Linked DNA regions of Homo sapiens: regions 1 and 2 are each linked to region 3. The links are chromatin contacts, found by Hi-C in ENCODE. All regions are on one chromosome and are shown on one strand. The core of a region is the stretch at or near the end of the contact, and the rest is flanking DNA. Distances in the headings are between cores, read along the strand shown. Region 1 holds the start of FASTKD3 (FAST kinase domains 3). Region 2 holds the start of ROPN1L (rhophilin associated tail protein 1 like). Region 3 holds the start of ZNF622 (zinc finger protein 622).

The links. A loop is a pair of places that touch in the nucleus more often than their neighbours do. Pooled maps may share reads with other maps.
Region 1: a pooled map shows a loop between it and region 3 (4-fold over the local background). The contact joins the promoter of FASTKD3 here to the promoter of ZNF622 in region 3. A Hi-C loop is called at or near these places in 3 of 50 pooled maps.
Region 2: a loop to region 3 is called in a pooled map, with 5 times the contacts of the local background. The contact joins the promoter of ROPN1L here to the promoter of ZNF622 in region 3. A Hi-C loop is called at or near these places in 6 of 50 pooled maps.

Annotation. Positions count from the first base shown.
Region 1 is chr5:7,867,118-7,870,280 of GRCh38, reverse strand. It overlaps FASTKD3 (FAST kinase domains 3), which reads left to right and starts at 1,250. Exons shown (of 7, transcript NM_024091.4): 1 at 1,250-1,302; 2 at 2,085-3,163. The coding sequence starts at 2,198. MTRR (5-methyltetrahydrofolate-homocysteine methyltransferase reductase) reads right to left here and starts at 1,133. Exons shown (of 15, transcript NM_002454.3): 1 at 1,066-1,133. RefSeq lists silencers at 631-680, 741-790, 801-1,240.
Region 2 is chr5:10,440,299-10,443,383 of GRCh38, reverse strand. ROPN1L (rhophilin associated tail protein 1 like) reads right to left here and starts at 1,505. Exons shown (of 5, transcript NM_031916.5): 1 at 1,086-1,505. The coding sequence starts at 1,216. ROPN1L-AS1 (ROPN1L antisense RNA 1) reads left to right here and starts at 1,533. Exons shown (of 2, transcript NR_102746.1): 1 at 1,533-1,696; 2 at 2,011-2,649. It overlaps MARCHF6 (membrane associated ring-CH-type finger 6), which reads right to left. Exons shown (of 26, transcript NM_005885.4): 26 at 2,996-3,085. RefSeq lists a silencer at 1,392-1,651.
Region 3 is chr5:16,464,404-16,467,312 of GRCh38, reverse strand. It overlaps ZNF622 (zinc finger protein 622), which reads left to right and starts at 1,513. Exons shown (of 6, transcript NM_033414.3): 1 at 1,513-2,272. The coding sequence starts at 1,648. RefSeq lists a silencer at 106-328 and an enhancer at 2,136-2,205.

The DNA of each region.
Region 1 (3,163 bases), core at 1-2,500, 8.6 Mb after region 3:
TTGGTTCTTATTTGATCCTAACGCTAAACAAACTAATCATAGTACTAAAGGTAACTGAAGCACATACTCTCCTTCATTATTTAATGCAAATCAAAAATATGTGAGTGTATGGGCATATATACAAACGGGTGCATATAACGAAAAAATATTTCCAATCCACTTAAACATTTTACTAACACGTTTTTCCGCAAGAGATAAGCAGTAGTAAAACAAACGACACTCACAGATTTTTTTCCATACTCATCTAACGGCTAAAATTGGTGGGCTGTCAATTTGCAGAGACAGATTTAAACTGAAACCCAAACCAAAAGCTTGGCTTTCGGTGAATGAACCGCCCAGAACGGCACCTGGCATGAAACTGGTACTCGATAAGTTATCTGAATGAGTGAATAAACAATATGAAAACACTACACATTGACAGCTCACAGAAAACGGTGGAAACGATAATGAAAACCTTACTACAGCTAAAATTTCTATCACTTCCCATGAAACACACATCCTGAGGGCTTCCCAGGATCAATCAACCCCTCATCCCTGCTACTGCCCCACAATCCGGCACCACCTTCCCACGACTCTCAGCGGAGGCCCGGGCCCCAGCAGCCCCGGAAGCGGCGCGGAGGCGGTGGGCAGAGCTCACGGCCGCGGGCAGAACTCACGGCCGCGTCCCGCCGGGTGGGCGCTCGGAACGTCCCGGGTTCCCCGGAGCGCGCCGCCCCAACCCGGCATGTTCCCCAGTTCCCCGCGTCCCCGAGTGCGGTTTCCCTAGGCCTGGAAAGCGCCTAGAACCAAAGGCAGAACATGAGGAGAGACCCCACGCCGCCCAGGGGCCTCCCGCGGCAGAGGCCGACGCCGAGCCCAAGGACACGCTCCCGGGGACACCAAAGCCAAAGGCCAAAGGCCAAGTCCGAGCCCCAGCCCGCGCCCGCGGCGACCCCCGGAGGCCGAAGGGCGTGGGAACCACGGGCGCAAGCCGGCTGCCCACCCCCGCCCCGGGCCGCCTCTCCCAGGAGATTAGTGCAGGGCGAGCGGCCGGAATCCGGGAACCGTAGCCGACAGGCAGCTTACCCACGCCGCGCCAGCCGGGCACGAACCTGCACAACGCGACTTCCACCAACCTTGCGCCAGCGCGCACTGACGCAGCGCCCATGCTCGGTACCCAGGACCAATAGAAAGCTCCGAAGGGGACCTGGGCCAATCACATTGCGCCGCCCTGAGTCGTGCTCCCGCCCCGCGTTTGCTACGGAGGCCCACGACGCCCAGGCGCTTCCGCGACCACCCGGAGTGATTGCCCGGCAGAGCGCGGTAGGTGTCAACGCGGGGTCTCCGCGCAGTTGGTCCGGCTGGGTGTCAAAGACCTGGCCGGCTTTCTCCTCAGGCTGCGCCGCCCGGCCCGTGTCTCAGCGCAGGTCCCCGGGGCGCCGAGTTTGGGGGTGCTCGCCCCGCGGGTCCCTTTCATTCCTAGGAAAACGCGCCGCGGGGCCTCCCGTCTGTCTGTCTTGCACACACGTGTTGCCAAATCCCCCCGCACCGTCTTTAGATCTGGACTGGCCGCCCCACCTTCTCCCTTCATTGATCTATGTTTTGCTTTTTCTTTTCCTACCTTGTTTCCATTGACAAAGTAGACCCTTTCCTTCAACACTAACCTTCTCCCGACACCGAGGGGAAACCAACAGCTTAGGGCCTTTCCAGCGCGTTTTTACCCTTGCCTTGCTCTAACCTCGCCTAATTTTGCCCACTTTACCTGTTCTTTGATTTCTATCCAAATGCAATTTCTTCCTTCAACCAACATTTAAGGGCCACCCTTAAGAGCTACATTGCCTGAGTTTGAACCCTAGCTCTGCCACTTAACCACCTGCATAAACTGGGCAAAGTAACTTTGTGCTTCAACTTCTTCCTCGTGTAAAATGATAGTAAAAGTACTGAATCTGTGTAAGTTAATAGAATACCTACAACAGTGTTTAGCAAGTAATAGCGATTGTTATTGTTCAATGTCAGCCACTCTTCTAACTCTAGGATGCAGAGACTTTGCCCCTCTGGTGTTTATATGTTAACCATCCTTTTTTTTTTTTTTTTTTTTTTTCCAGATACTCGTTTGTAGTTTCATAAACATTGATGTTGGGTCAATCATGTTCTCAATGTATTTAACCATGTGTTTTTAAATTTTTTAATTTAGTTATCAAATTGAGAATCTGATGGTATGGCATTAATCACCTTGAGGAAGAACCTTTATCGTTTATCTGATTTTCAGATGCATAGAGCTCTGGCTGCTTTAAAAAATAAACCTCTAAATCATGTTCACAAGGTAGTCAAGGAGCGTCTGTGCCCTTGGTTGTGTTCACGACAACCTGAGCCTTTCGGGGTCAAATTCCATCATGCCCATTGTAAAAAGTTTCATTCGAAAAATGGAAATGACCTTCATCCACTCGGTGGACCAGTGTTCTCTCAAGTATCTGACTGCGACAGGCTTGAACAAAATGTTAAAAATGAGGAGAGTCAGATGTTTTACAGGAGACTGAGCAACTTGACTTCATCAGAAGAAGTGCTAAGTTTTATAAGCACGATGGAAACCCTGCCTGACACTATGGCAGCAGGAGCTTTACAACGAATTTGTGAAGTGGAAAAAAAGGATGGTGATCAAGGGCTGCCAAAAGAAATACTGGAGAATAGCATCTTTCAAGCTTTATGCTTTCAGTTTGAAAAGGAGCCCTCACAGCTGTCAAACACTAGTTTAGTGACTGCTTTGCAAGCTCTGATTCTGTTGCATGTGGATCCTCAAAGTAGCCTGTTGCTGAACCTGGTGGCAGAATGCCAAAATCGTCTCAGAAAAGGTGGCATGGAAGTTCGCAATCTTTGTATTCTTGGGGAAAGTCTGATTACACTGCACAGTTCAGGTTGTGTGACACTAGAACTCATTATAAATCAACTTCAAGGTGAAAAATTGGAAACATTTACCCCGGAGGATATTGTGGCCCTTTATAGAATCTTGCAGGCATGTACTGAAAAAGTGGATGAACACCAAACATTTTTAAATAAGATAAACAACTTTTCCCTATCAATAGTTTCCAACCTGAGTCCTAAATTGATTAGCCAAATGCTCACTGCCCTGGTGGTTCTTGATCAAAGTCAAGCATTTCCTCTGATTATAAAATTGGGCAAATATGTC
Region 2 (3,085 bases), core at 256-2,755, 6.0 Mb after region 3:
CCCAAAGTGCTGGGATTACAGGCGTGAGCCACCGCGCCCGGCCCAAATGTATGTCTGTGTTTTAAGCTGTCAAGTTTTGTGGTGATTTGTTACAGCAGCCAAACGAAACTAATTCACTTTGGTTATAGAGTTTAAAGCCAGCAAAATTTGGCTGTTTTTTTTCTTTTTAAATTAGTTTTCTTATTAAAAAAAATACAGATGGGGTCTTGCTGTGTTACCCAGGCTGGTCTCAAACTCTTGGGCTCAAGTGATCCTCCCAGCTTGGCCTCCCAAAGTGCTGGGATTACAGGCATGAACCACCAAGCCCAGCCAAAATTTGAAATGTTGATGACTAAAATATTTAAATTAAATTTACACCTGTGCTGACTCTTGTCATCATAAAAGTGAGTTTTTGTTTTACATCTGTTTATTGAAAAGGGGCAAAGAGCTCTCCTGTAAAACCAAGAGGATTTCTTTTAATGCCTCTAAGATCTGTTGACTTGTAACTTTGAGATTATGAATGTCTGTTCCTGGCAAGTGTTGGAATGTTTGTGGCAAAAAATAAACTGTGAAGCTTCATTTGCTGGACAGTTTACCCTGAGCACTCTAGGGATGATGACCTCAGTATGACCACGGTCGTTCCGGTTCTAATAAATTTAACCAGCTCTGGGTATACATAGCTCTGAGAGGACTCTCTGCAGATGAGGAACTTAGCTAAAATATTCCTCTTTGTAAAGTCATTTCACAAAGTGACTGCAACCGTGTAATTTTTTTAACATAATGTAAACACTTTTTTGCCCAATGCAATTACTTTGTTAAGTTTTAGTCTATCTTCATCATAAACACTTTTAAACAATTGAGTTGCCATTACGTTGTAGGTAAGTGAGCATTTTGCAATGATTTCGGGTCTCATAGTCGATAAATCGAAATGGTTCCTAGATAAAACACTCAAGTATAGATGTCACCAATGCTAAGGGGAAAGTTTTGCCTGATACTCTTAAGGACGCTGAGTGCCGCGTAAGGCCCCTGGTCCGGGAGGAGGGCTCTCTGGGCTCGTCTGGCTTGGGCATGTAGACCGGACAGCTCCCCGGGCCAAGGGCGCTTACCCCGCGGACCACCGCAGCACGTCGGCCGGCTGGGTGCGGATGGCAGCCTTGGTGAATTGCTTCAGGATGTCCGGCAGCTCCGGGGGAATGTGGATCTGCTGAGCGCAGAACATGGTGTCGGGAAGCGGCATCGCTCTCCGCAGAAGGGACCAGGCTGGTGAATCGCGGCGCGCTGCGAGGAAGAAGGGCGGCTGTCGGCTACGACGCGGTGGACCCGCTAGCAGCGCGGGGCTTGCGGCCAGGGCCGCCTCCCATCCCGTTCCCGAGGTTGGGGCCGGATTCGCGGGGCTCTTACCCGCTCCTCCGCGGGCTTCGGGAGAAATTCGGACCAACTGCCACTCCGACAACACCCTAGACCCTGCAGTTCCCTAGCGCCAGCCGCCACTACGGACGCGCTCGGTATCCAGGCACCCGGGACGCGAGCAGGCCCCGCCCCTGGAGCCGCGCACGCGCACGCGGCCCTGAGCGAGGCGGGGCTGCTCCCGGGCTGGACAAGGAGGTGCTGGCGTAGTCCGACTAGCAGCAGCCGCTGCTCCCCGGTGGTTCAGAGCCGCGCGAGCTGAGCGTTTCGCCTACAAAAGCATCTTCGGATCGGTTTCCCACCGCCGAATGTGAGCGGCGAACTCACGAAGGACTCCCTCTTCCCCTTGCTCTGGCTGCGTGAGGCTGAGGCTAGGGGACTCGGGCCTGCTAGGAGGGAAGCGGGTTAAGTGAAGGGGCTGATCGCCTGGGCGGCACGGGCCCCGCTGCGGGACCCGCCTGCGCCTGGGGCCGCTCCTCCAAACTTCTCGGGCTTCGAACTTCGCACATGCTGTTCCCTGGCCTAAGCCATCCCGTAGTGAACCTGAGTTCTTAATTTAAAAAGCCGCTTAGACAGTGGGCAGTTTCCAGCTAAAACACTATTGTATTTGTTTTCTTACGATAGGTTGCTTGAGCCAATGTGACTGGCTCTAGGAGGAAATAAATCACATCTGTCAAAAGAGCCTCGAGTCGAAGGATAGGAGAAACCTCGAATTTGGTGGGTGCTGACCAAGGCACCATGCAAGGGGTTAACTTTGCTTTAGGGGGTGACCTGGCTGGCTGCTGCAGTTGCCGTTAACAGCCACCGAATGGATGAGACTCCAGATCCACCTCCTCCTGCGTTCCTCAAAACAGGAAGATGGAGAACTACGGAGAGCTACTTCCCAGAGGGGCCGATGGCAAGCACTCCCTTCAAGGAAACTGGGGAAGTTGCCCGATTTTGATCGTTTCCATCCAAACACCCACCAGACAATATATACATACACATTTCTAAATTAACAGCATTGGCAAAAACTGAAAATACTTGTATTTAAAGTTGATGACAGTATGAAAACAAGAAATCCGTCCGGGCGCGGTGGGTCACGCCTGTAACCCCAGCACTGATCACAAGGTCAGGAGTTCGAGACTAGCCTGGCTAACATGGTGAAACCCCCTTCTCTACAAAAATTGGCTGGGCGTAGTGGCGCGTGCCTGTATTCCCAGCTACTTGGGAGGCTGAGGCAGGAGAATAGCTTGAGCCCGGGAGGTGGAGGTTGCCGTGAGCAGAAATGGCACCACTGCACTCCAGCCTGGGCGACAGAGTAAGACTCTGTCCCCGCCCCCCTCCACCCAAAAAAAGAAAAAAAAAAAAAGGAATCTTCTATGTTGTTGAGAGGGATGTTAATTAGTACCTTTATGGGGCAGTAATGTAACACTAAAATTTTTCGATGATCGTGCAATATTACTTCTGGGAACTTACCCTACAGAAATACTATAAAAAGTAATATGGACAAAAATCTTCACCATATAAATTGGGTAAATGTCTTTTGGAAAACAAATCATGGCCTGGCCACACAATGGTATGAAAAGATGCCCGTGTAAAGTGAAAAAAAGCATCTTGTCAAACAATCTGCATAGTATGACACCTTTATTGTGATAAATGATTCTGTGAAGGTATGTCTGGAAGCACACAACTAAACTATTAACAGCAGTTACCTCTG
Region 3 (2,909 bases), core at 264-2,763:
GTAATGGATTTCTGACTTTCTGACTTAGTACCAACTAAAGTGCTTGTTAGAAGAACATCAAATGTGTCATTGCGACTCAAGTAGGGTGAGCAGGGTAGAGAAGGGGGTGTGGCAGGACCTCAGAGGGAGGGGTAGAGCCTCGGAGAATAGAAAGTAAGGTGTTTGAATTTGATTGAGTCAAGGGAAGGCACTGGAAGGTTTTTTAAAGCGCCATCTTCTTTTGGTTTTCTCTTGGCAGCCTGGATTCTGAGCATGCAACATTCGACTCTAACAAGGCTGACTCTGGTTCAACCAGGCTGTGTGGATGAAATCTACGACCTCCCCAAGCATTTGAAGTTCATGTTTTCTTTTTCTTTTGAGATGGAATCTTGCTCTGTTGCCCAGGCTGGAGTGCAGTGGCGCGATCTCGGCTCACCACAACCTCCGCCTCCCGGGTTCAAGCGATTCTCCTGCCTCAACCTCCCAAGTAGCTGGGATTACAGGTCTGCGCCACTGCGCCGGGACTAATTTTTGTATTTTTTAGCAGAGACTGGGTTTCGCCATGTTGGCCAGGCTGGTCTTGAACCCCTGACCTCAGATGATCCGCCCGCCTCGGCCTCGCAAAGTGCTGGGATTACGGGCGTGAGCCACCGCGCCTGGCCTGAAGTTCTTTTCTACAGAACTTTGCTGTCCTATATACATGAGGGTACACAGCCAACTGGGCACCTGGCACGGGTCTAGTCCAAATTGAGATGGGCTGTTAACTCTAAAACACACACTGGATTTCCAAGACTTAGAACCAACGACAGAGCGTAAAAGATCTAATTAATTCTTTTAGACTGATTACATGCTGAAATGACAGGATGGGCTAAATTAAACACATTAAAAGCAGTTTCACCGATTTCTCTTTACTCTTTAAAAATGTGGCTGCTATTAGAATTACCTACGTGGCTTGGACTGTGTGTCTACAGGGAGCTCCTCTCGCGCACTCTGTGCACTCAAATTCCGCCGGTGTCCTCCGCCGGAAGGGCCGCCTCAGAAAGGCCGAGCCCCCGGCCTGGCTTCTCCGGTTTCCCGGGAAAGCGTTGCAACCACGGGCGAGGGCTCCGAGGTCGGCCCCGAGGGGTAAGGGCAGCCCTTGCCTTCGCGACATCCATTCACCCGGCTCCGCAGGTGCAGCGCGCGGTCCTCAGAGAAACCCCGACCCTCGCGTCGCTGACCCGACCATTCATTAATCGGGGGCTTCCCAGGGCCCAGGAGCAGCCTCGGGCGCCCCACTCCCCCATTCTCGCGTAGCCGTCCCCTTGACCGCGTCACACCGAGCGGCACAACCACCAGGGAAGGTAACTGGGAGGGCGCGACCTCCCTCAATCAACAGCCACCTCGGGCTGACTGAGCGGACCCAGGTCCCTTTCAGCCACAGCGTTCCCTCGGCTTCCTGGGCCTCACGGCGGCGGAGGCGTGGCCACAGCCTGAGAGGCGGGTTTCCTGTCCAGTTGTGAATAACTTCCGACGTGTGCCGGAAGTTTCCTCAGTGACAATCAGGAAGTCGGCGTGTCGAGTGGCTCTTCCTGGCTGCTGAGGCGGGTTAAGGTCTGAGGGTCTTGTGGGGCCACGGCGCTGATCACCAGGTGTTTGGCTTGGTCGGTTCTTATTTCTCGCCTGGCAATGGCGACGTACACCTGCATAACTTGCCGGGTGGCGTTCCGCGACGCGGACATGCAGCGGGCCCACTATAAGACGGACTGGCACCGCTACAACCTGCGGCGGAAGGTGGCCAGCATGGCCCCAGTGACCGCCGAGGGCTTCCAGGAGCGAGTGCGGGCGCAGCGGGCCGTCGCGGAGGAGGAGAGCAAGGGCTCGGCCACCTACTGCACCGTTTGCAGTAAGAAGTTTGCCTCTTTCAACGCCTACGAGAACCACCTCAAGTCCCGGCGTCACGTTGAGCTGGAGAAGAAGGCCGTGCAGGCAGTGAATCGGAAAGTGGAGATGATGAATGAAAAGAACTTGGAGAAAGGACTGGGCGTGGACAGTGTGGACAAGGATGCCATGAACGCGGCCATCCAGCAGGCCATCAAGGCCCAGCCGTCCATGTCTCCCAAGAAGGCGCCCCCAGCGCCTGCAAAGGAGGCCAGGAATGTCGTGGCCGTGGGTACTGGTGGCCGTGGGACCCACGACCGAGACCCGAGTGAGAAACCACCCCGGCTCCAGTGGTTTGAACAGCAGGCGAAGAAGTTGGCAAAGCAGCAGGAGGAGGACAGCGAGGAGGAGGAAGAGGACCTGGATGGAGACGGTGATGGCCCTGTCTGGGCGGGGAGGGTAAAGAGGAACTTGGCCCACCCTTAAGTTTCCAGATTTATACTCGAGATGGGTGTGTGTGTGTGTTTGAGAGCTTTTAAGTAAAAATGATGAGGGAAGGTGGTTTAGACGCTTTCTGAAGTGCCTTATCTGGCCAGCAGGTTTGGCTGTTTAGTTCACTCAATTCATTCTCCAAGGCCTAAAACCTTGTCTGGAAAAAGAAGTGCTTAATGCATATTTGGAGAATGAATTGATGCCTTCTGTGTTTTGGATGAAGAGGCTTTTAACATATGCACAGGAGGACATGCTATCGTCATACCAGCTGCCGTGTAATTTGCGATTCTAGTGGGTTTCCAGTTATGATGGTTTTGCACTTAATTTAGTTGAGTAAAACAGAATGAGGGGATCAAAACCAACTCAGCCAGAAATTTGGAGCTGGAGCCAGCACCCTCACCTCTTTGCCTTTATGAGCTATTTATTCCTTACTTCCCTCATCCCACATCCTATTAACAGTGCTGGTGTAGGTGTTCATGTCTTAGTCTGTCCACTCTGCTATAAGGAAGTACTAGAGACTGGGTGATTTATGAACAACATAAATGTATTTTCCCATAGTTCTGGAAATTGGGAAGTCC